Linked DNA regions of Mus musculus: all the other regions are linked to region 5. The links are chromatin loops, found by intact Hi-C in ENCODE. Cell type or tissue: heart. All regions are shown on one strand. Region 1 has its middle 7.9 kb from the start of Platr27. Region 2 has its middle 38 kb from the start of Platr27. Region 3 overlaps Ctnnbl1 (catenin, beta like 1). Region 4 holds the start of Ctnnbl1 (catenin, beta like 1). Region 5 overlaps Vstm2l (V-set and transmembrane domain containing 2-like).

The links. Peaks named below come from ENCODE experiments on the same cell type or tissue, not always from the same donor. Only the 100,000 strongest peaks of a DNase experiment are listed, where the experiment ranks them.
Region 1: a loop joins it to region 5, with 2.1 times the contacts of the local background. A loop is called at or near these places in 3 of 42 quality-filtered maps.
Region 2: it touches region 5 in a loop (2.9-fold over the local background); 8 of 42 quality-filtered maps call a loop at or near these places.
Region 3: it touches region 5 in a loop (2.1-fold over the local background); 2 of 42 quality-filtered maps call a loop at or near these places.
Region 4: it touches region 5 in a loop (1.8-fold over the local background); 2 of 42 quality-filtered maps call a loop at or near these places.

Annotation. Positions count from the first base shown.
Region 1 is chr2:157,602,685-157,607,684 of GRCm38, reverse strand. No RefSeq gene overlaps it. Among named protein-coding and RNA genes, the nearest start is that of Platr27, 7.9 kb to the right of the region's middle. In heart, a CTCF peak has its summit at 2,473 (motif pointing left); no DNase peak of the experiment used is centred here; H3K27ac peaks cover 251 bases; H3K27me3 peaks cover 3,021 bases.
Region 2 is chr2:157,632,740-157,637,739 of GRCm38, reverse strand. No RefSeq gene overlaps it. Among named protein-coding and RNA genes, the nearest start is that of Platr27, 38 kb to the right of the region's middle. In heart, a CTCF peak has its summit at 1,901 (motif pointing left); a DNase peak (open chromatin) is centred at 1,889; H3K27me3 peaks cover 1,687 bases.
Region 3 is chr2:157,753,362-157,758,361 of GRCm38, reverse strand. The region is part of intron 1 of Ctnnbl1 (catenin, beta like 1); the gene reads right to left. Among named protein-coding and RNA genes, the nearest start is that of Ctnnbl1, 18 kb to the right of the region's middle. In heart, a CTCF peak has its summit at 1,980 (motif pointing left); no DNase peak of the experiment used is centred here.
Region 4 is chr2:157,735,242-157,740,241 of GRCm38, reverse strand. It overlaps Ctnnbl1 (catenin, beta like 1), which reads right to left and starts at 2,841. Exons shown (of 16, transcript NM_025680.4): 1 at 2,683-2,841. The coding sequence starts at 2,712. In heart, a CTCF peak has its summit at 2,922; a DNase peak (open chromatin) is centred at 2,851; H3K4me3 peaks cover 1,427 bases; H3K27ac peaks cover 1,110 bases.
Region 5 is chr2:157,941,727-157,946,726 of GRCm38, reverse strand. Vstm2l (V-set and transmembrane domain containing 2-like) reads right to left here. Exons shown (of 4, transcript NM_198627.2): 4 at 2,008-2,870. The coding sequence ends at 2,604. Among named protein-coding and RNA genes, the nearest start is that of Vstm2l, 30 kb to the right of the region's middle. In heart, a CTCF peak has its summit at 2,861 (motif pointing right); DNase peaks (open chromatin) are centred at 2,005 and 3,116; H3K4me3 peaks cover 1,547 bases; H3K27ac peaks cover 1,564 bases; H3K27me3 peaks cover 1,769 bases.

The DNA.
Region 1 (5,000 bases), 340 kb after region 5:
CCCTTCAGGGCTGCCAGAGAATATATTCTTTTAATATGTATAATATATTTGAGCTGCTATGCGACTCAAGGGAGGAGGGAAGGGCTGCCATTGACATTTCCCAGGCATTTCCAGGGAGAGAGAGAGAGAGAGAGAGAGAGAGAGAGAGAGAGAGAGAGAGAGAGCTGACTTTGGGAAGGGGATCTCAGAATCATGTTGTAGGGTTTTAAATGTAACCCCAGCCTCGTGCCCAGGCCCCACTTGGGTGTTTTCTTGGTCCTCTAAAGAGATGTGTGTGATCTTTTTGAGTAGCTGTGGTTTCCTGCTATTCAGAGGTGATCTGCTGTACGGTAGATTTGAGCAGCATCTTCTGTGACCATCACAGTGAATACCAGTGGAAGTTTAAGGGCATGTGCTTGCTACCTGACCTTGGGCGGGCTGCACATACCGTACCCTCTGAAGCCCAGTGCTCCATCTATAGGTGGAGCCAGCAGGATGAGTAGTGAGCTCAGATAGGGACAGCCCCAGAGTGGAAGGAGATGGCTCAGCCAGGTTCGCTTGCACTAAAGGAGATGGGACCTGAAGGAGGAGTCCCACAAAGCTCGAAGAAAGAGAATGTCCCACAGGCCTCTCCAGCCTGCCCAGGCAAAGGGTGTCTAGGCCATGTGAAACCCATGCAGGCTAGGTCACTGGCTACAGACTTCCCGTGGCCGCTTTCCTAGGTGCACAAGAATCATGTTGTTCTCTGTGTGGAGGATAATTTAGAAATGAGGTCAAAAGATAAAGATGCTTCGTTGTACTGGCATTCCCCGCCACTGCCTCAGCCCTCACCTGGGTCTGGAAGAGGAGGTCAAAGGTCACCAGAGTGCTCTGGTGCAGGGGTTTTCCAAGAGTTGGTGCAGCTGAGAAGTTCTCAGCCTCATCTGGACTCAAGGATGAGGTCTGCCATGCAACCAGTGTGATCTGAGGCCAGGCTGAGATCTGGAGCCCAATACTTGCCTGTAGAACTTCAACTCACTCACCCACTCACGACTCCCATCTCCCACACTGACCCCCACCCCAGAGCAGGGCAAAGGAGGAGGGGTGGAGTCCAAGATTCTGTTCTGGTTTGCCTTCTGCCTACAGTTCATGCAAGCCTCCCCCATCCCCCACCACACACACACACACACACACCTTGGTCAAAGGTGCCTCTGTCCACCAGCCAGCACCCTTGCCTGTCTCCTCCCTCTCAACCCTGCTGTAACGTCCACCCATAGACCCCCTGAATTATGCCATCAGTTTCCTAGGGACTTCGGGCTCCCAACAGATCCCACCCAGCACCACAGACGCTTTCAGGAGAACGACTCTGATCTTTCCTTTTCTGTGTCGCTCCTGCTTGCCTGGCCTCGATGTGGCTAGGCCGCATCTCCCAGCTCATGGCTTAAACGCTGCATCGTTAGCCTTTCTCCACTTAATCAATCAATGAATCAGCTGGTTTTTAAAAAGAAATTTATTCTTTTAAAAAAATGATTATACATACATATTCAAGTACACTGTTGCAGTCCTCAGACACCAGAAGAAGGCATCAGATCCCATTACAGATGGTTGTGAGTCACCATGTGGTTGCTGGAAATTGAACTCAGAACCTCTAGAAGAGCAGTCGGTGCTCTTAACTGCTGAGCCACCTCTCCAGTCCCCCAATCGATTAATTTTTAAGACAGGATGTTTTTTATGTAACCGAGGCTAGCCTCAAACTTGCTATTTTTCAGTCTTAGCCTCTCACAAACTAGGATTGCAGATGTGCATGGCCTTGCCTAGTTCCCATTGTGGCTTCTATCATTACTATCTGTAACTGGTGCTCACTAGTTAGACCATCTCTCCCACCCCTGGAAAGGCAGACCCTGAGACAAAGCCTGGCTTCCCTGTTTCCTGCCTTGTGCCTAGCAAGCAGCAGAAGGCCTGGCCCACAGTGGGGGCTGGAAGAGTAGGGGGAGAGCACCTGATTGCACAGCACATCCTGAGAGATCCAACCTTGGACTCAGATGGCTGTCTCACTGTCCAGATACACAAAATCTGGGAATGGGCAAGACCTCTGGCTGTGCCCAGCCACCTCTGAAGTCTCGGGGTTGAGAAAGGATGTTAGAGAGGCAGGAAGGGAGCAGGAGGTATCTGTTTCCCAAGATGCCTGTGTTACAGAACATGGAGAGGAGGGGGCATGAACGGTGGCTCACACACTTCCTTAGCAGCTTCAGATCTCTGAAGGGAGAGGGGTCATTAAATCCAAGCCCTTGCTTATGAGTGGCTCTAGGCAGCCCAGTTAGGGAAAAGCACTCCCTACTTTCTCCACGTGTGCACCCATGAAGTCTAAAGAGAGGTTTTGTGTTATGGAACTGGGATTTAAAAGATTAAGTAGTCTCCTTCCACAATCTCACTTTATTTTTCAGAGCAGAGGGGATGCGATAGCCTCAGCCGGTCTGAGCGTGGTCTCTCCGCGGAGCGTTGGCGCCCCCTGGTGGAGAGCGGTGAACACGCAGCCAGACTCTTCACCTGCCTGAGACCCGACTTGACAGGGGGCGCAAGTTCTAATCACTGTCCGGAAAGTCCTTTGCGGAGAAATTCACAGACAGGTAAACACCCACCGCCCCAAAGGTGCAGACCACTCAAGTATAGGGGAGCTGCCACGATGCCAGCTCCCCTATACTTGAGCAGATGGCATTTACAAAGTAAAATGCTACTGTTGGTAGAAATGCAGATAGGGCTTTGTGTACCTAGTTCCCCTGGGGTAGGAGGATGTAGATGGGGCCAGGCTTCCCCAGGGACAAGCAAGGAGGCAGGGGCACCACCCATCTCAGCATCTCACCAGCCCTCACTCAGGCTGTGGTTTCAGGCCTCTTCTGGGTGCTCTCCCGCCCTCGGGGACTTTGGCCTGTAGGGGAGAAAGAAGAATACCAGGATCCAGTGTCCTGGTGCAAGCCCTTAGATTTGACATTAGGGTTGCTAGCTTTTCACGGTATAGACAGTGCCTTGTGCTTGCTGAGCAGTTCTTATGGGCAGAGCAGGTCCAGCCCTAGCCCTGACCTCCATGGAATTATGGTCAAAAGGAGAAAGAAACTAAAAGCTGGCTAGCTAAAATGTAATTTCTGCAACTCCTATAGGCAGAGGCAGGGGAATCCCTGGAGCAAGCTGGCTAAGTTGACTAGGTGGAATTAGCAAGCTCTGGGCTCAGCTAGAGAGTCTGCCTCAATAAATAGAGAAGAGACTAAGGAAGGAAGAAGACACCTGATGTCAACTTCGAGCTTACACACACACACACACACACACACACACACACACACACACACGTGCACGGGGCAGGGGAATAAGCAATTACACAGATAAAGCAAGGCTAGTCAATAACCCATCAATTGCTACTAACATGGGAAAGGAATAAAACCACATACCCCTATGCGGGTGGCACCAGTATGCCTTGTCCCAGAATCTCACGTTGAATTTAATCCTCATGGTACTCCATTAAGAGGTGGGACCATCACAAGGTGGCTGGGGCTCCACCCCCACTGTGTAGATAGACTTATTTGTGAGATTGGAGTTTGAAGGAATTAATAGTTTCTCAGAAGAGTGGGCTTGCTGTAAGAACCAGTGTGGCCGATTCTGCCACCTGCTTCCTGTATCTTACCTGTGCCACACCAGAACTCTGTCAACAAAGCCATCTGCAGAGCTATTCTTTGCTCCTTGGGCCAGAGCCATGAGCTAGGACAAACCTTTCTGTCATAGCTCATTACCTGCAAGTGTTGGGGTGGGGGGGAGAGGAAGAGAGAGGAGGAGAGGGAGAGAGAGTATGTGCTAATGTTTTCATTTGTGAGTTTATGTGTCTTAGTTAGGGGTCTATTGCTGTGATAAAACACCATGACCAAAAAGCAGCTTGGGGAGGAAAGGGTTTATTTCAGCTTACAACTCCAAGGGAAGTCAGGGTAGGACCCTGGAGGCAGGGCTGATGCAGAGGCAATGGGGAATATTTTTTACTGGCTTGCTCACCCATGGCTTGCTCAGCCTGCTTTCTTATAGCACCCAGAACCACCTCCCAAGGGTGACATTGCCCCCGTGAGCTGGGCCCTCAGGACTAAGGATTCATCAATCAAGAAAAAACATCACAAAAAAAAAAAAAAAGAAAAAAAGAAAGAAAATACATCACAGACCTGCCCAGGGGCCTGTCAAGTGGGGTTATTTTCTCAGTTGAAGTTCCCTCTTCCAAAGAGAAGCTAGCTTGTGTCAAGTTGACTTAAAAGTAGCCAGTACAACATGAGGGAGTGCACTGCCATTCCCACAAGCTCCTGGGACTCACTGAGAGACCCTGCCTCAGTGAAGAAGGTAAAAGAGCAATGGGAGATAATTCACAAAATCAACCAACCTCAGGCTTCCACATCAGCGGTTCTCCGCCTTCCTAATGCCAGGGCATTTAATACAGTCCCTCATGCTGTGGCGAACCCCACCCCACCCCCACCCCCACCCCCACCCCCCACCCCCTCCAACCATAAAGCTATTTTGTTGTTACTTCATAAGTATAATTTTGCAACTGTTGCGAATCACAATGTAAATATCTGATATTTGATCCCAAAGGGGTCAAGACCCACAGGCAGAGAGCCACTGTTGCACATGCATGCCCACCTAGAGGGAGAGGGAGTTGAGAGTCTCATGAGCCCAGGTTGCAGCTGAAGTTGACTGTGAACTCCCCATACCCCTGTTTCTGCTTCCTGGTGGCTGGGATTGCTGGTGAGCACCACTGCATGCTACTGCTTTGGGTTTCTCTAGTCTATTCCTCTCCTGTGGGGTGGGGGGGTGGGGGGGTGGGGGGTCGGGGGTGGGTTGCTAGGGATGGAACCCAGAACCTCACACACCAGGCAATCCCTTTGCCTCTGCTCTGAGCAGGATGCCTGTCCATTCCATGTCTACCCCTCTGCCAGCACAGCACTGACTAGGTTTCCATAGCTATCAATTCAAGTTATTCCCCCACTTTGTTCTCCTGGGCTTTATGATCTGGGGGCTTG
Region 2 (5,000 bases), 310 kb after region 5:
GCTCAGTGGTTAAGAGCGCTGACTGTTCTTCTGAAGGTCCTGAGTTCAAATCCCAGTAACCACATGGTGGCTCACAACCATCCGTAATGAAATCTGATGCCCTCTTCTGGAGTCTCTGAAGACAGCTACAGTGTACTTACATATAATAAATAAATAAATAAATCTTTTTAAAAAAAAAAAAAAGAGAGAGAGAGCCACTGCAGTTCGCAAGTGGTAGAGAGATGGGAGAGAGAGAAGCAGAGGGGTCTGAGCACCATGAGGAGAGGCAGAACTGGAGACATGAGGGTGCTGAGGAACAGCCTGAAGGGAGCAGCCTGTGTTGTCATCTGAGGCCACAGTGAAGTCGCTGCCCATGGTGCTACCAAGAGCCATGTCTGGGTCCATTGCCCTGCAGCAGCAAGGGTCTGTGTCAACATCTGTGGTCCATGTTACCATCAAAGGCCGAGTGCATAGTCCTGGTCTGGGTTGCCGCCCCTGGGCCATGTAGATGTACGAGGGGTGTGGGACGCTGAGCAGAGTTGGCTCCACCCCTCACTAGCCAGGTGGTTGCATGGGCAGGCCAATGCCCCTCGATGGGTGCAGCACTGGGGAGCTTTGATCCAGGGCCCACCCCAACATCTACTCCATCTATGAACTGCTGGAGCTCATGAAGGGGCTGGTCCTGCAGATCCAAAGTTGCAGAATCTCCATGACACAGGGCAAGAACAGAATATCTGAGAGGAGTCCGTGAGCATCCACTACTGATAGACTAGCAGAAGCCAGAGGCCTTGAGCCAGACCAAAGACTCATTGCAATGAACATTTGCAAGTAATGATATTTGGATAAAAGGTGTACTGTGGGACACCCTGCGGCTTCTACAGAGAGATGCTTTTGGTTGTTGCTTCTTTTACTTTTTAAAAAAATTTTTAGGCACACGCCTTTAATCCCAGCACTCGGGAGGCAGAGGGCAGGCGGATTTCTGAGTTCGAGGCCAGCCTGGTCTACAAAGTGAGTTTCAGGACAGCCAGGGCTATACAGAGAAACCCTGTCTCAGAAAACCAAAAAAGAAAAAGAAGAAAAAAAAGAAAAAAAGAAAAAGAAATTTCTTTTGGGTTGCAAGGGCAGAGGGTAGATATGAAGGGATGGGGAAATGAGTGAGATTGGGGTGCATAAAGTGAACTTCACAAAGAATCAATAAGAAGGTTTTTAAAAATTAAAATAATGTGAGAAAATGTTTCTGGGCCCCCAACCTTCTCCTATAACCACCTAGGCTAAGCCTCCCTCCCTGGAGACCACTGCAGAAATCCTGGCTGTTCTTGAGGGTCTGTCTCAAAGCAAACACATCAGGATCTGGACCATCTAAGGGCTGCTTCCTTCTGGAACAAAGAGCCTGGCATTTGGGAGAGAAAAGTCATGCTTTCCCAGCAAAAGTGGTTTCTTGGCATCGATGGGTGGAACTGCCTCATGGATGGATACCCCTTTCCACAGGACTAATTATAGATTTATTAATATTTATGGGCCTCTCGTCGCAGCCGATAGATCTTGTTCGAGGACATTAAGCCTTATCTCCGTCCCTCCAGGAAGGGGCATCGAAAGCCAGTTCTAATTGGGTAGCCGGCAATCAAGATAGAAGGGAAAAATGACAATAGCTTGCCTGTTGCCATATATTAAAATATGGTCCTCCCCTCTCAATGATTATCTGCAGAATTAATATCTTGCTAGTCCAGGTTTGGGCCCTAATAGCAGGAAACCGTATTAAATACTTTGCTAAGAGCAATCAGCTTTTTGATAAGGCTAATGGCTCTAGCCCTGGCTATTTCTCATGCTGAGCGGTCTGTTTCTAATCCAGCAGAAGCCTGGCCACTTTGTCCGTCTCGTTTGTCATTCAAAGTCAGCAACACTGGCGCCATCTCCTGGTCAGGCTCCCTGCTGCATCTTTCCATTCCCCATCCTGTCGCGGCCTGGAAGGCTTGCCCTGGGAATGAGGTGGCCATTGCATCTGCAGGAAGACGCGAGAGATGAATGCTGGTTCTCTATTTACTTTGTCTTTTCACTTAATCGAGGCTCCTAGCCGTAGAACGGTGCGGTGCGTGTTTAGGGTGGGTCTTCTCACCTCTGTTAAGACAGTCTAGAAAGTTCCTGAGAGTCGTTCCTGCAGATTTATTGCCATGGTGACTCTAAATCCTATCAAGCTGACAATGAAGGTTGCCATCAGCCATCACACGACCTCTCTGGGCTCAGTTTCTGCATCTGTAAAATGGGACTAGAAGTTGTCATCCTCTGCAGAACCCTGTGGTCCAGCCAGAGACGGACACAGTGTGACAGCTCTCAGAAGGGAAGCCTACGCGGGGCAGGTACCTGAGGTCCCAGATCTGGCCTGCACCGTGGCAGCGTCAATACCAGCAGCTGGGGCAGGGCAGCTGCCGGTGGCAGCAGGCAGTGACAACAGAGGCAGCAGGAGCATGAGTCCAGCCTGTCAGGAGGGTACAAGGACCAGCGATGAATGCTTCTGGGAAGAAAACCTTTTCCCCAAGTGTCACAGCTCAGTAAATCAGTCGCTCTCAGATGATTCTCGGTGAAATAGCCTGTGCGCTCTATTCCATGTGTACAGGGACTTTATAAACACTGAGGAGCAGGGTGGGATCCAGGGGTAGGGGTTTCCTATTGGCTCAAACTGAGATGCTAATGATGCTAACCTGCATGGGGAAGGACTTCAGATGTTTTCCCCCACATGGCTGATTGTCATGGTCATCTCAGTGGGTTGTCGTGGTTATGTGTCCCAGAGCACGTAGAGTTTGGCATGGAGTTGGCCCCACTCCTACCATTCTCAGTTCTGAGTTTCAGGGGGCTTGGGGCCACTCAGCCTGACCAGTTCTTCTGTCTGGTGGCAAGGTCTACTTGCCCACAAGAAGTCCCTGTAACTGCTGTTTTGAGCTTTAAATGAGACTATATGAGTAAGACAGGGTGCCCAGGCACAGGCAATGCCTACAGATCAGCTCATCTTTACTACACTCCCTGGCATCCTCCTGCCATTCAGAAACCTCTCTGCGGGTCTCCACCTGACCTTGTCTTGTGTTGTGGGTGCTTTTGTGTCTCCCCTCTGCCACCCTAGATTGGGCTCTAGATTCTCAGGGATCTAGATGTGCCCAGCTTTACCATTTCTCAAGGCCCTGGGTAGCTGACTTGAAACCTGACACAGTGAATGCCCAGATGTTGCCTCAGTGTGAGCATCATTCCAGATGTGTGACATTCACTGTGCTCCAGACCCCGTGGCAGGGCCCTTTACAGAGATTAATGCATAGTAACCAGGGATCAGCAAGAGTCCTCAGCCACCAGCCCAGGGAACTAGGCCGTGCTTCTGCTTCCCAGGTCTCAGGCAGCCCCATTGGGCACAGTGATGGCTTTCTTTCCCCCAAGGTGGAAACTGCTTCTTGCTGGGTCCCCACTCTGTCTAGGCTCTCCCCAAGAGTATCCCCCACCCTTAAAGTGACTACTGTGGTTCTCGTATAAGAATGATGGGTACTAGCCGGGCAGTGGTGATACAGGTCTTTAATCCCAGCAATTGGGAGGCAGAGGCAGGTGGATTTCTGAGTTCGAGGCCAGCTTGGTCTACAGAGTGAGTTCCAGGACAGCCAGGGCCATGCAGAGAAACCCTGTTTAAAAAAAAAAAAAAAAAAGAATGATGGGTATTGAGGTTCAGAGAGGGTGAGGTGACATGCTTGGTCACACAGCATATTAAGTTAAATTTCGAACCCAGATCCAGAGGCTCTGGTTTATTTGGGACTAGGGGTTTGGTAAGAAGGATGAGTCCGATCCAGCTCCTGCTGGACTGCCACCATGTCCTGACTTTTGTGCTCTCTTCCTGGGGCACCAGCACTCTGGCAGTCTGTTCCGTGGTAGCTGGCCCTTTACCTCGGGAGGCAGGCAGACCCACCCTAGCCTCTGCTTTTTAAGCTTCACTTCCAATCACCAGCTGGAATCTAATTTTAACAACTACAGAGTCCCCTTCCTAGGATCCAGATCCTGTACTGTCTAACTCTGACCCTGGTGCCCCTGGGTCTTAAAGCCCACCAGATCTCCCTCTTCAGGCTACAGACATCCGAGTTGAGAGGAAAAGGGTCCAATTCTCCCTCATGGGAACAATGTACGTGATAGAAGCCCTGTGGGGAGGGAGGGAAATGAAACGACCTCCTGGGTGAAGTAGGGCAGGAGGCCTGAAGCCTAGGCCCAGGCTCTGGAAATAGCGAGCTCACCAGTGAGCCAGTGGACGAGGCAGTGCCAACACTTGGCTGCAGGACCAGAGAACCCAAGCAGGCCAAGCAGTCTGTAGGTCTCCAACAAGGAACAGACAGATGTCCCGTAGACAATACGACCAGAATTAAATCTAGTGAAACAAACCCAGGGGCTAGGCCCTGCTCTCAAATGCACAGGGCCCTGCTCACCCTTCCATGTAGGCAGATCAATAGGCAGCATTGGTACAAGAACCCAGAGCCCAAGAAGAGCTGATTTCTCCTCCTGCCGCTGGCACCTGTCACCAAGACAGCTATGCAGTGGCTGCTGACAGGTACCACAGCCGTTCACCATCTCAGCAATGCTGACAGCTGCTCTGGCTGCCTCTCTTCAGGGAATATACTCATCTGAGACCAGACTGTCTCCACAGAGGCATCAACAAGGAAAAGGGGGCGGACCGCAGGTTGTCACTACACTGTACACCTGCCCATCTCCTCAGGCACCACCTGACGGGAGACTTTTAATCATCAGAGGGCCGTGGAGGGCCTCTGTAAGGATCTCTGACCTCAGTGACCTCAGCTCCTTCCCAAGTAAACCTTAAGCAGACCTGAGAGCCACCTATGCCCATATAACAAGTGTAGATATATGCTCTGTTGTGATCATAAAAAGATAAAGAGCTATAAGAATGTGTTCTATGGGGGTGTGGGGGGGTGCCACTGTCCTAGGGTTACCCACTGCCAAGCTTGCTAAGACAGCCATTATCCCAGCCCTTGGTGTTTCTCATCCTATAG
Region 3 (5,000 bases), 190 kb after region 5:
GTGAGTTCCAGGACAAGCCAAGGCTATACAAAGAAACCCTGTCTCAAAAACGCAAAACCAAAACAGTATCTGAGCCCTTACTCAACCTAAATGAAAACTATCTTTTGTTGCTCTCTGGCTGCTTTTCAAAATGATAATTTGCCACAACTCTTTTAAGTTAAAAAAAAAAAAAGTTTTATCCATCTTGCTGATGAAATTTCAGAAGTGGCATAAATACCAGTCATGATCACAGAATAGAATCAGAATACCTCTACAGATCATGTTTTATTTTGTTTTAGATTAATTTTCTAACATTTTTAAGGCTGTTGCATTTAAAAGACAATTCCGTTTGATAAGTAAATGAGTATTGAGTACATATGTTGCCATGAACATGAAGGTCAGACAAAGAAAGGACACTCACACACAGACACACTCAACAGCCGCTCCCCAGACTCCCAGAACTTACACACCTACACAACACCACGCTAGGAAAACAAGTGTTAAAACACAAAGAAACGCAGACAGGCATTACCTTCCAGATACCTGAGTTCTTGTGAGAAACGCAAGAAAAAAAGATAGTGGGTCTTCTAGCCGTGGCTAATGTGGACATTGGAAACACCAGAACTATGGAGAGATATTTGGATCAGACCAGAGACCAAGAGCCGTGTCACGGTCAAGTGGGAGAGGACAGAGACACCAAAGAACCAGCCAGGCTGCCAGAACTGGTAATGTATTATTAATACAAATACGCAAATTCTCAATGTTCCCCTGACTGCAGAGAGACTCCATCTTTCTATACTCCTATGTCTAATCACATGGCTTGCTGTGTTCAAAGCTTAGTACATTCAGCACTTAGTGATATTCAGAGGGTAAGGTAAGCACAGGGAAATGCAGACTCAGACAATCAGCCTCACCCTATCACTTACAGATGAATAAACTCAGCAGAAAAAGGACTGGAGCCTGAAAGCCTCCCCTGCACCCCAGAAGTGGCCTTCTTATTGCCACATGCACATCACTTCTGCCCAGTGCCACCATGTTTTAGCAAAATTAAAGCCCCTTCTGTGGCTTTTCTGCCACTCATTAATCAGGAGAGCACTACCTATGGAAATCCAGGTTCCCAGAGTGTGGAAGGAAGGTCTCCGTGCAGCATGACCTTAACCACTCTCTTCCCGAGATCTCCTGGAGAGGAGCTCATGCTGGGCCTCCGGTTACCTCCCCCAACACCAGGCCACTCTCAAGGTCTAAACATTAAAAACAAGCTGACCTGAAAAAACTACTGATTACTGATGAGACGAGCATGACAGCACACCTGCAAGTTCAGCACTTGTGAGGCAAAGGCAGGAAGTCTGAGGCTAGCCTGGGCTACAGAAGGCCTTGTCCAGGAAACCCCTATCTGTCTTAAAGCACAGCGCAGATACAAGTCCACTGTTTAGGCTTACACAGTGCTTTAAGACGATGAGGATGGGGCATGTGCATTTGGCACCAGTGAGCCCGCATGTGGCTCTGAATGTTGTATATGGCACATCTGTCGCAGCCACCAGACCACTGCCTCTAGCAACAGATGATTCATTAACAAAGTGGGGCCAAGAAGTCTTGATGCTGTCTAAGATCACCGAAACTCTGAAGTGCATTCTTCCTTCAAACAGAAGGGAAGGGCTATTGCAGGGAGGACGCACTTAATCCAGGACAGACAGTAAGGACACTTGGAGAAGGGAGGATGAAGACTCAGACCGGATTGCAAGTGCGAACTTTAATTATTAATCTGTCAGCCCTTCCTCCTTGATTGCTTGAGCCTTCTCCCTTCGTTTTGATCTCAGCCACATAACTCTGTTTACACACAAGCAGCCTGTTTCCCAGGGACGTGAAAGTTGGGTGGACCTATACCTGCGTGAAAATAAGCCTCCATGTGATACTGCAGAGGGAGGAAGGGCAGGGTCTGCAGAGGGAGGAAGGCAGGGCCCAGCACAACTGCCCCAGGCTCTGCAGCGCCCCCTACTGGGGGCCTCAAAGGTTGAATGACATATGTCCTGTCAACGTGGACACATGCCTATTGATGAGCCCATCATGCATAAAGATGCCATGGTCCTAGATGCACTTCTGTCTCCTTACTCGAAGGTTTTACTATTTTATAGATGGCTGACAAGCTACAGACGTTAGCACAGTATCTCCACTCCCACTAAAGAGAAGGCTGCTGAAGGAGGCTGGTGAAGGAGGCTGGTGAAGGAATGATCCAAGTCAGGCATCCAATGTCTGAAAACATTTCTCTAGGAAAGGAAAGCACGCTGGCCACTTGGCCATGTGGAGGAGAGGGGCAAAGGGCCAATGGCTTAGTAGCTACCTGCAAATTCACTGTGCCGGCCTCATCCCACCACCACTCTCCCAGGGAGGCTATAAAACAGATTTCAACGTGACCTGAGACTAACTGCCACTGACGTCAGGGGCATTTGAAGGTCCTCAGCGTCCTGGCAGGAGCACCTGGTACACGGGCTAGGAACAACACATTCCTCACAGACAGAACGCCACTGCAGCTGAGAAACAGGTACCTAACTGTCCTCCAAACATATACACTGGACTCACACAGCTGTTTTGAACCATCTTATCAGGCTCTGGATATCAAGTTTAAAACTGACTGACTCAAAAGATACAAAACAGAGCAACAACATAGGGGAAAAATGGTCTCAACTATCTGAAAGTAACATGCATGGCTCAAAGACAGCGTCTCTGTCAGGGCTTGACTTCATGACAAAGAACAGCAAATGTTCATAAGCAGGGCTCCTCTGTGGGTGAATCTCCAGTCAGTTACAGCCAGCTCAGGGAGAGCCATCAGGCAAACTACCCATTAGCTGTCACGTTAGAATGACTTCAGAAAGCCAGCCCCAGAGCTCTGCTGATATCTTTTCAACAACCTCTTAATCTTGTTTATAACACCTGTGTTAAGGCAACCTGACATCAATTCTACTCACTTGTCTCAGACTGAAATTACTCAGAAACTCGAGGATTCCCGTGAACATCACAACACCAGAGGCATGCTGCCTCAAACAGCCTGAAAGACAGAAGGCGTCCGCCTCTTAAAACAAAGCCACATCATGAGCCTTGCTGGGCCTTAAATTTCACACACACACACACAAAAGCATGAAGATCCTAGAATTGTGGGGTCTGAAGAACCCAGAAAATTCTCCCTACAGCTTTTTACCAAATGACCACTGAAGTGGCACAGCCACCACGGTCTGCAGGCCTGCTCCAGGTCATAAGTGCACCGCTTTCTTCCCAGTCCCGAGCGCGCCTTCTGCAGAGGTAATATTCCTGCTACCAAATGGAGCAAGTGGGGCTGCGAGAGACACCTCAGCATATTGCCCAAAGTCACAGAGCTGGAAAACGGTGGCGAAGAATTCAATCATGACAGAAGCAGCCTGCCTCACCTGCTTTCCGTGTTTACTGTACATCCCTGCCTGGGGCTCCTTACACTTAAAATGAGCTGACAGCAGTGATGTAGACATGTGCGTCCTAGGACTGTATGAAACACAAAACACCCAAGAAACTGATGGGAACTAGTCCACGAATACGGAGAAGGACAAGGGAAGAGAATGCACTTTGGTGACCGAATTTGCTGTCACTAGTGTGTGACCTTGGACAAATCACCATAAATCTTGGGGGGGGGGAGCCCCCCTACTGTTGTAAATAATATGGAGAAAAGCCAAACCCAGAAAAAGTCCACAACAAATATTAAACACACACATAATCTCTATATAATATATATGTACATATGCACATGTGTGTATATATATTTCATACATAGGAAATGGATATTCTCGAGCCAACTAACACAAAATAAAAACCAACCTTATTGCTTTGTGCAGGCTCATTTCTTGCCTATAAGTCTGGGTGCTGAGAAAAACAGCAATTATGGCCCACAGTGGACTTACAGTAAATCTCTGGCAAATAAATGAATCAATCGATCTCTTGCTTTAGGGTCAGAGGCAGCCCTAGTCTTTAAAAGAAATGCCAATCAACTCTCAGGTTATAGAAGGAACAGAATAGACCATCTGCTATTATTTAAAGCAAGTTTCCTATGAGTAAGACCAAGATCAGTCACAACACAGCTTAATCTACTTCATCAAGAAAGAAGCAGCAGCAAGGGGCTGAGATTTAGCTCCATCATGAAAGGCCTACCTAGCATATGTGAGGCCCTGGCTTCAGTGAAAAGAAATGTTTAAGAACAAAAACAAAGGTTGGAGAAATAACTCAGTGGATAAGAGTTCAAATACTCAGCACTCACATAAAAACCTGGTATGGTCACAGATGAACTGTGGTACCAATGATGTGGGGACAGACAGGAGGCTCACTAGGGTTTGCTGGCTAAAGATGGAGTGGTTGAAGAGGGAACGAAGAATGGTTGAATGTCTTTCTAGGGCCTCTACCTGGGCACTTCTCCTATGGACCCTCACATCGATAATCCCAGCAGGAAGAAAGTTGAGGCAGAAGAGCTGTAAACAGGCAACAGGAGAGATGGCAAACAACACTGTAGGTGACCCCCCAATGTATTCCCCAGTTTTGGGTGGCCACTTCCGTCACTCATCCACCCCTCACTCCATTCTTCCTTAGTCAAGGGCATTTACTGAGCAGTGTCCCCCCCCCGCCCCAGCAAGCTCTCATCTGGCCACAGCCTTAGAGGACCTCAGGGCAATGAGGAGAAGGGCATTTACATGTAACCAGTCTTTCTATACAAAAATGATACCTGTGGCAGGAACTACAAGGCCAATCAATGGTGCTGTGCCTCCCCATTCCCCATAAGTCTCTGCTGTCTTTATTTTAGGCTGCCGTCACTCATGGTCTTCTTCTAGGAAGAAGGGTCAACCTTCTCCTCCCCAGGTGTTCCATGCAGCAGCAGCTCTGGAGCCTCCCCTTCCTCTGCTCCAAATAGAGAGGAACACAGCACATGCACATCACACAGCTGGAGCCTCGCATGAAGTGTGGGCTTCAACATGGAAGTCACAGCCTGTCCTGTTTGTGGGTGGGTGACA
Region 4 (5,000 bases), 210 kb after region 5:
ACAAACTTTACATAGAAGATTAAACTTGGAAGTAGGCACAAAATTTAAGTTTAATAATCTATTATCCTTAATCCAGTATATCAAATGTAATCCATATTTAAAAATTAAGACATTTCATCTTTCCACAATAAGGCTGTGAGATGCAGGGTGCACTTTACACATAAGAAAGAACTTGATGCAGATGGGCCCCCCTTTTGACGTGCACTAGCCATGTGCACAACAGCCACCACGTATGCTCACATGTCCGCGGCGGACCCTGCTGCACTCCCTCACAACACGTCCAGCCATCTGAAGTTCTTGTTTACTTCCTTAGTTATTCTCTGGTGACTCCCCCACCATATTTGCCTTTTCACACAAAAGCAAGAGCCTTGTCTCATTTCTTTCCACATCATATGCTCAGTGGACCAAGTGCATTGCACACAGTAGATGGTCAATAAATATCTGTAACCAAAGAATGGGCCCCTTCTGGTAGTGTTGCTCCACATCTGAAACAATGGACTGGACTAGCCAGCCCAGAACTCCCAGACGAGCACTCATCGGTGACCTTCCCACCATCTTTCTTGTTTCATCACCAATTACATATCTTAAAGAGAAAACTATTATGGCCTCGCATCTGTTATCTGTTGCTTATGTATTCTTTCCCTTTTTTTCTTTTAATGTATTCTTTCTCATCAGGCCTGGAGTCTCCATCTACGGGGTCAGTGTTGTATATATTGGCTAAAGGAAATAACTACCAATATTAGTATTTATGGGCTGTTTTAACTGCAACAAACATTGGCCTAACACTGCTTTTTTTTTCTCTTTTCTTTTTTCTTTTCTTTTGGTTTGGTTTGGTTTCTGAACACGATTTCTCTGTGAGACCCTGGCTGTCCTGGAACTCACTCTGTAGACGAGGCTGGCCTCAAACTCAGAAATCCGCCTGCCTCTGCCTCCTCCCAAATGCTGGGACTAAAGGTGTGAATCACCAACCACCAGACATAGCTAGGCTTTTTGTTGTTCTTTCATTTTGGTTTGCTTTTATTTTTTGGTTTTTCAAGACAGAGTCTCTCTGTGTAGCCTTGGCTGTCCTCTGTAGACCAGGCTGGCCTCGGACTCAATGAGATACACCTGCCTCTGCCTCCCAAGTGCTGGGATTAAAGGCGCCAGCTTCTTAACAGACTCTTACCAGAAGAAGAACTTTCTTCACAACCGACCATAAGGTCGGTACCATGAGGTATCTGTTCAAGATTACAACAACTAGTTAGTAAGGCAAAAGGCATGGAAGGCAACCTGGGGCTCCAAATCCAGGCCTTTTATTTTATTTTATTGTAGTGGTGGTGGGGTGTCTCAGTATGTACCCCTGGCTGGCCTGGAACTCAGTGACCCACTGGCCGCTGCCTCCCTCCCAACTTTCAGGCACTGAGATTCAAGGCAGCCATGGCTAACAGCTCAGGTTCACAGGTTCTTACCGCCTACTCTGGCCTGCAGAGATATCACTTTTTTGTTGTTGTTGGTTTTGGGGGTTTTTTGAGTTTTTTTTTTTTTTTTTTTTTAGAGACAGGGTTTCTCTGTATAGCCCTAGCTGTCCTGGAACTCACTCTGTAGACCAGGCTGGCCTCAAACTCAGAAATCCATCTGCCTCTGCCTCCCAAGTGCTGGGATTAAAGGCACGAGCCACCACGCCCGGCCTAGAGCTATCACTTTTAAACTCAAGTTCACAGGTTCTCACTGCCTACTCTTGACTGCAAAGCTATCACTTTTAAAACATCACACCTTGAACAAAATGCAAGTGGATAAGGTTGGCTTACCCACTTTTTATTTCATCCATCACCCAAAGTCTGCTCCATCATATTATGGCCTCATACATATTCAATCAATATGATCAAGGATCTGTGATCAATATAAAAATACTACCTTTTTCATACTAAGTCTTTAAAATGAAGTGTGATTTACAATTACAGTACTTCCTAATTCAGAATAATTACAGTTTATGGGTCCCAACGCCTATTGCAGCTAATGAAAACAAAGATGGACACAAGAAGCCTCGTTAGGCAGTCAAAAGAGGGACAAAACTCTGAGTTGGGAGTCTGGACACTTGAGCTTTGTAACTGTTGAGTGACCTCAAGAGAGTCCTTTCTTCTCTCTGGGTCACCCGTTCCTCACAAGCACCCTGAGCAAGGAGGTCGAGAGGTCTCTTACCGACCCATTCCAAGCTCCGTCTTCCAAACAGCTTAACAATAGCAGGGAACGTGGGCACAGGTTTCTGCACTTTCAAATGACCTTTCACATACATCCATCCACTTTATAGATTTTAAAAGAAGAATTGAGACTCCGTGACGGGAGAAAGACTTCTCCAAAGCTACACTGACACTTGGTAAAGAAACTGAGGCTCAACACCGGGGGGGGGGGGGGGGCGGGGGTCTTCACAACTGTCTCCCCAAGCCCTGTGAATTGGTAGAAACGAGACGGAAGAGGAGCTGAGGGCTACCGGGTGGGGAACAGAAATCACAAGGCTCAGGTCTGGAGAAGGAAGGGGTCGAAAGGGTCCAGAGGGCTTAGGGGAGTGAAGTGCAATGACAGGATGCAAGCCCGGGTGACATGAGAAGTGAGGGCCAGGGACCGAGGGGAGGCAAGATGACGGGACTCTGTCCCTGCTACCCGAGCGAGGATGAGGAGCCCTCCGGCCTCGCCAACTGCTCTTACCTGGTAGCTTAAAAGTTCGCCCACGTCCATGGTTCCGGACCCAATCAGCACAGGGTACCCTGGTTGCCTCCACTCAACTCCCGAACCACGGGCCGCTCAGAGGCTTTTCCTGACACACTGCCGTAAAGCGCCAGGCCCCAGAACCAATAGAGTAAAAGAGCGCGTGGCCGGTGAGCCCGCCACACTGCCGTAAAAGGACGCGCTGCCGTAAAGCGCGCCGCGTTTTGACAATTCTGCTTCCGCCTGTAACCTGAAGGGGCGGGGAAAGGGGCGGATACTTAGGGGATGAACCTAAAAGCGAGGCCGTTATCCAAGAGTAGAGCAGAGTGCTTGGCATTTCGTGGGTAACCTTAAAGAGCTTCCAGAGACTGGCACTTTTGTTCTTTCATTCTCATTTCACAGATAATTGAAGTTGGCCTGTTGGTGGTGTTGAATGCCTTTAATCCCAGCACTGGGGAAGCAGAGGCAGGCAGAGCTCCGCAGGCATATGTTTTGAGTTCGAGGACAGCCTCGTCTACAGAAACGAGTTCCAGGACAGCTAGGGCTACAGGGAGAGAAGAGGGAGGGAAAGAGGGAGAGGAAGGAGCTGAGGTTTGAAATTATGCGCCCCATAGTTAGTCACATGTGGCTCTGGGGCACTTGAAGTGTGCCTAGTCCTAATAAAGATGTTAAGTGTTAATCAAATGCACAGTGGATTTTTCGTACTTGAACTGGTTCCTTTTTTTTTTTTCACTTACTGGGTAAAGGAAGATATATTATGAAATGAATTTGACTTTCCTCTCATTTGTTAAGCGTACTTAGTAGATATACTGAAATTGTATATGTGGATTTCATTTTGGGGTTCCCATTATGCTTCCCCTGGGCTTACAAAATGGCTTCCGGCCATAGGTGGCTGAGAAACCATTGATATCATGTTTGTTTTTTTCCCCCAGGCTTCTTTGTATTCACTAACACAAGACCCAGTGGCAACTGGAAGATCTCCTGTCTACCCAAGCTGTATTAAAGGGTCTGGGGGTCTGGAGACATGGCTCAGCGCTTAGAACCATTTACTGCTCTCTAGACGTCTACTTCCGTTCCCAGCACCCATGCTGGACAGCTCACAATTGCCTGTAACTCCAGTTCTGGGGGATCTGGTGCTCTCTTCTGGTCTCTGTGCAGACCCACAAGCACACGCATACACACATTTATATATATATAAAGGTTGGTTCCTGGGGAAGGAATTTGCCCATTATTGAGAGATAGTCAAGGCGTTCCTCTTCTGGGATTACAACAGACACCATCCAGAAACCCCATTCAACTACCTCCAACTACACATAAGAAAATTGTTATTCCTCAAACTGCCACAACCTCTCCTCATTATTCTCTCTGTTAGCACTTCCTCTACTGTTCACAGACTCAATCTGTCATTTTGTACTTGATGGTTGACATTTTATGTTTTGACAGCCTCATTAATTGGACTCCAAACTCTCTAAAAGTTGGGATTGAGTTTGTCAACCTCACCCTCGAATCTTCAAAGCCCAGAACAACGCATGACAGAGAAGGTTTCACCGTGGGCTTTGTGAGTGTTGTTAAGGAGAGTGGATTTTATGTTATCTACTTTGGGAAGTTGTTGAGATCGTCAAAACAGGGATGCTTTCTGATTGGGTTTTTGTTTTTAAAGAGTAGCCAATGTAAACTGCTTTTTACAGAGTTCATTTGCATGTCCTTCCCCTCCCTTTCAATTAAGTGTAGATTGTGACCTCCAGAGAGGCAGGACAGAATAAAGGTAACCATGAACAGAACTATTTTCTAGTTTGTGCCTTGCCTCAGTCAGCTTCAATAGGCAGATTTGCAAAAGCCCAGTCTGGAGGTTTGAATAAAAATGGCCCCCATGGGCCCATAGGGAGTGGCACTATTAGGAGGTGTGGCCTTGTTAGAGGAGGTGTGGCTTTGTTGGAAAGGTGTGTCACTAGGGAGTAGGTTTTGAGGTTTCAGAAGCTCAAGCCTGGCTATTGTATCACTGTCTCTCCCTGCTAGCTACAGATCGAGATATAGAACTCTCAGCTCCTTCTCCAGCACCATGTCTGTCTGCACAATGCCATGTTTCCCACCATAACCATAATGGACTAAACCTCTGAACTGTAAGCCAGCCCCAAAGAAACCTTTGTATAAGAGTTGCCATGGTCATAGTATCTCTTCACAACAATAAAACCCTGACTAAGGTAGGTGCCAGGGACTGGGGTATTGCTGTGATAAGCCTGACCATGCTTTGGTTTGGAGGAGTGCAGACTTTGGGATTTTGGATTAGAAAAGCAGTTGAATGCTTTAAGTGGGGCTTA
Region 5 (5,000 bases):
AAAGTCTTGGGACCCAGTTCTGTCATATCAACACACCCCCGTCCCTGGGTAGTGCCATTGGTTTTTGAAGGTGCAAAGACAAGAGACCTGCTGGCCATACTGGTTTGAGAGGTCCGTGTCAACCCATCCTCAGGTAATCCTCAGTGGAGGTGTGGCAGTTGGGATGACCCAAGGCATGCACGGTGGTGCCCCGGGGAGAAGCAGTTTGAAGTGATCCAGCCTTGGCCAAGCACTCCCACTGTTAGGTTTAGGAAGGTTCAACTATTGTGTAAGCTAGGGGGAGCTGTGAACCCTCCCTGCCCCTGATTTCCTCCTGTGTAATAGAGGGATGGAGACTATCCCAGGAGAATATGAGATCCCTTCATGGATAGCCTGGAGCACTGGCCTGGCAAAGGCCCCTGAGGTTCTCTTGCTCAATGAACAGCAGACACGGAGGAGGCGCTCAGAGCAGCAGCCTTAGATAAAGCACCCAGAAGGAACACACCCTGTCAGCCCAGTTCTGGAGAAGCTGAGGCAGGAGGATCAGGAGCTCAAGGGCATCCATGACTACACAAAGAGTGTGAGGCCATGCTGAGCTACGTGAGGGAGGCCGTGTTTCAAACACAAAACCACAAAATTCAAATATGAGGGGGCTGGGATAAAGCTCCCCGGGAGAGCACTTGCCTAGCATGTGCAAGGTACCCCATTCCCAGCACTGAAAAAAAGAGAAGTCAAGTCGATTGTTTTGTTTAAAGTGGCAATGGGGGAGCCAGCTCAGTGGGGGAAGGCGCTTGCCTCTCCCAGCCTGATGACCTAAGTTCAATTCCTGGGACCCACAAGGTGGAAGGAGAGGACTGCTATCCCTGAGATCTTCGGGTTGTTCTCTGGCCTCTGCACACCTCCCCCACCCTACCACCCAAAGACTGTAGTAAGAAATAAAGTGATGTACATATAGGTATTAAAACTAAAACAGCTGGGCGTGGTGGCGCACGCCTTTGATCCCAGCACTCGGGAGGCAGAGGCAGGCGGATTTCTGAGTTCGAGGCCAGCCTGGTCTACAAAGTGAGGTCCAGGACAGCCGGGGCTATACAGAGAAACCCTGTCTCGAAAAACCAAAAAAGGGGCTGGAGAGATGGCTCAGCGGTTAAGAGCACTGACTGTTCTTCCAAAGTCCTGAGTTCAAATCCCAGCAACCACATGGTGGATCACAACCATCCGTAATGATATCTGATGCCCTCTTCTGAGGTGTCTGAAGACAGCTATAGTGTACTTACATATAATAAATAAATAAATATTTAAAAAAAAAAAAAAAACTAAAACAAACCTACTAAGCTAGGGGTGATGGCACACTTCTATAATCCTAGTTCTTAGGAGACTGAAACAAGAAGACCACTGGGGCTATATGAGACTCTAGAGCCAAAACTGACGGCCGTGATGTTGTTGTTGTTGTTGATGATGATGATATTACCGTAAGAGTCACCACTGGGCCAGGCGTGGTGGAGCAGGCCTTTAATCCCAGCACTTGGGAGGCAGAGGCAGGCAGATTTCTGAGTTCGAGGCCAGCCTGATCCACAAAGTGAGTTCCAGGACAGCCAGGGCTATACAGAGAAACCCTGTCTCGAAAAAAACAAAACAAAACAAAACAAGAGTCACCACTGGGTTCCCTGGTAGGGTAGAGGATACTGAGGGCCAAGGTGGGAGTCCGCTATGGGGTGATGGATTTGCTGGGTGACAGCTACAAAGATGTTTATACACTTGCGCAAACATGCTTCACAGGTTCTTCTGTATGTGTGATTATCTCAGAATCTAGGACTAATTCGGGTTCAGTATTCACAGTGGGGGACGACAAAGGCTGCTTCTCTCGCCCCTTGAGACCCCTTCCCAAGGCCAGCAGCAACTCCTGCTCTCTGCAAAGCTGCCAGGCTCCTCTCAGCACCAGGTCACCTCTGCTCAGTGCTGTGACCTACAAAACCCTCCCTTCCTCCCCACAGCGGCTCAGCTCCCAGCCTCAGCAAGGCACTGCCCGGGTTGGTTTAAACCGCTTTATTGGAGTTGGCTGGTACTCACAGGTTGGGTCATATACACAGGGCCCGCTCACCCCTAGGCAAAGCCCTGGGCCTCCCACCTCCCCTCCATCACCGAGGGTGGCCAGAGGTTTGAGCCAGTTCCGGGGCGGGGTGGGCCCAATAGAAATATTTACAAACCACCAGGGTGGGTGTCCCCTGATCAGGAATAGGGATGGGATGGGCGGAGGGGGTCCCTTGGGTGGACTTCACAGGCCCGAGAAGGGGCTGGGCGTGGGGGGGGGTTGCCGGCAGAGGGGGGCTCGGGGAGAGCCTCGGGGGGCCCTGAGCGAGCCTGCTGGTGCTAACTCTGCCTGGCGGGGCAGCCTCCCGCGTGGGGCTGGTGGGGCTCCGCCTCCCTCGGGGTTCCGGAGCCGGTTCCAGGTAGAATGATGAGGAACAGGAGCGTTGGGCCCCGGCCCGGCTCCTCACCAGGGGGCTGGCCGCGAGGACGGGGTGCACGAGGCGGAGCCGGGAGGGGGATAAGCAAGCAAAGCACACGCGGGACTCCTCTGCCGCCGTCGCCGCAGGGCCGGGAGGACTGCATGCGGGGCGGGCGGGCTACAGGCTGCAGGCCTCGGGCAGAGAGCGCTTGCGCAGCTCCCGGCCCGGCTTGGGCGGCGGCGCCGGCGCGGCGGGGGGCGCATCAGGCAGCTGCAGCACCGAGTTCTCCCCGGGCTGCACCCGCAGGTATGCTTTGACCTTGTGATGCCGGGCCTTGCCGTCGCTGAAGTCGATCACGCGGCACTCGTAGGTGCCTTCGTCCGTGGGCTTCACCCGGGACAGCCGAAGCTTGTGGGAGATGTTGCTGCCCACCACCTTGACCACCTGGGGGCGACAGAGGCACCGTGAGAACCGGCCGGGGTCGCGAGCCAAGCCGCCAGGCTGTCCCCACCCCAGATACCGCCAGGGAGGGGACCCAAGGTCAGCATCCGAACTGTTGAATGGCAGACGGACAAACAGAAGCAACGCTAACTCCTATCCACGGAGAGTTGCGTGCAGCCAGTGGAATACCGCCCAGCATTGAAGAAGGGTGAGCCAGAACTGACAAGAGTTCCACAGACAAGCAGGGAACCAGACTCCTGGCAAAGCTCCCAGGCTGTGCTGCTGTTTTGAACAAACGGAAAAGCCCTGCGTAGGACAGAAGCCAGCAGCCTCACAGCAGAGCTTCGGTAGAGCTCAGGAAACTTGGGGGTTGGGAAGGCACGTGCCACAGTAAATGTGTGGTCAGAGGAAAATCTGCAGGAGTCCCCTCGCCTTCCACCATCTGGATCCTAAGGATCAAACTCATGTATTTGACTTCATGGCCAGCGCCCATTACCTGCTAAGCCATCTCACCAACCCTGTACTGGGCCTGGAAACTGGAAAGAAGGTCCAGAGCTTAAGCGCACAGGCTGCTCTTGCAGAGGACCGGGGTTCAATTCCCAGCACCCACATGGCTGCGCACAATTGTCTGTACCTTCAGTTCCAGGGGAGCCAATTTCCTCCTCTAGTACGGGCACCCGGCACATGTGTGGTGCGCAGATATATATATATATATATATATATATATATATATATATATATATATATATATTCAGGCAAACGCATAAAATAAAAACAAGTAAAATCTAAGAAAAAAAAGGGACACAGGCTGACAACCGAGTACTACATTTGGATTCTAGAGTTTAACTGTCCACTCCCTGGAGGTGGAGTGGGTGTTATCTTGTAAAGTTTTGGCTTTTTATTGATGTGATTATTTTAAAGCTAAAGTCTCCTATGTTGTCCAGGCTGGTCTCTAAGTCAGGACCCTGCCTTAGCCTCCAAAACGCTAGATTGTAGCACCACACCTGACCCTTGACCCAGTCTTTTTCATTTTATAGTTGGGAGCCCGCTCTCCTGGGTCAAGAACACCCAGCTCGGTAGACAACCTATTCCTGCTGTGCCTGTGGGTCCACCACCGCCATCCAATTTTAACCTTATTCCAGAACTCTCTTTGGAGGGGAGGGGGTAGGGGAGGGGGGTTTGCAAGTCTGACTTTCTTTCACACAATCAGCTGGCTCTGTTCATTGCTGTGTAGTATTCTATCGTATACTTGCCTACACAGTTTCCCGTTGGCTGGTATTCCGGTAGTTTCCAGATTGACACTCTCATGATTCAATCTGCTCTGAATATAACTCTGTTGGCAACTTTCTTTTCCATTACAAGAGAAGAGGCATTTGGAGTCGAATGCATCATTAGGGAGACTGGGCGGTGGGTATGGGGACTCTGATCTTTTTTTTTTTTTTTTTTTTGTAAATTTCTACATGTCTATAACTAAAAATAACAAAAGAAAATGTTAACTGGGAAGGACGCTGGGAGTGTAAGGACCCTTCTTAGAGCTGAAAGCCCAGTCATCATCTGGCAAGACTCACCCTTCCTGAGATCACAGTAGCGGGCTGCTAACCCCACCAGCCCCATCTCTGGATACTTATGTCCCTCTCTAGATGGCATTATCTGTGCCTGCCAAGTCCCACAGATCACTCTAGTGGTTCCCTGCTGTTCCCACCTCCCAAGTAAGAGAACCCAGGGTAAAAATGATGGTTCCTGAGAAGGCAGGTATGGCCTGTAGACATATTTCCCAGCCTGCACTGAGACACACAGCCGGGGACACACACAAGGGTCAATAGAGAACTCACAAACAGCAGCTAGTGTCTCTTGAGTGGAAGGACTCACCCCATCTCCTTTTTCCAATTGGAGTGGCTCCCTAATGCTACCCTTTTGTCTTACAATGCATACAGATAAGGTGGTGGATTTACTGAGGGGGAAACTTGTGACTCCAAAAAAGAAGTCTTGGCCTGGTCAGGAGCCAGCATCAGTATGTAGCCAGGCTAGGAACCGACTTCCAGCCTGGAAACAATGTGACAGACCCACAGAGGATTCCAGAGTTGGCCGCACAGGCCCCATAAGAGCCTCCTGGTGAGAAGCAGGAACGCATGA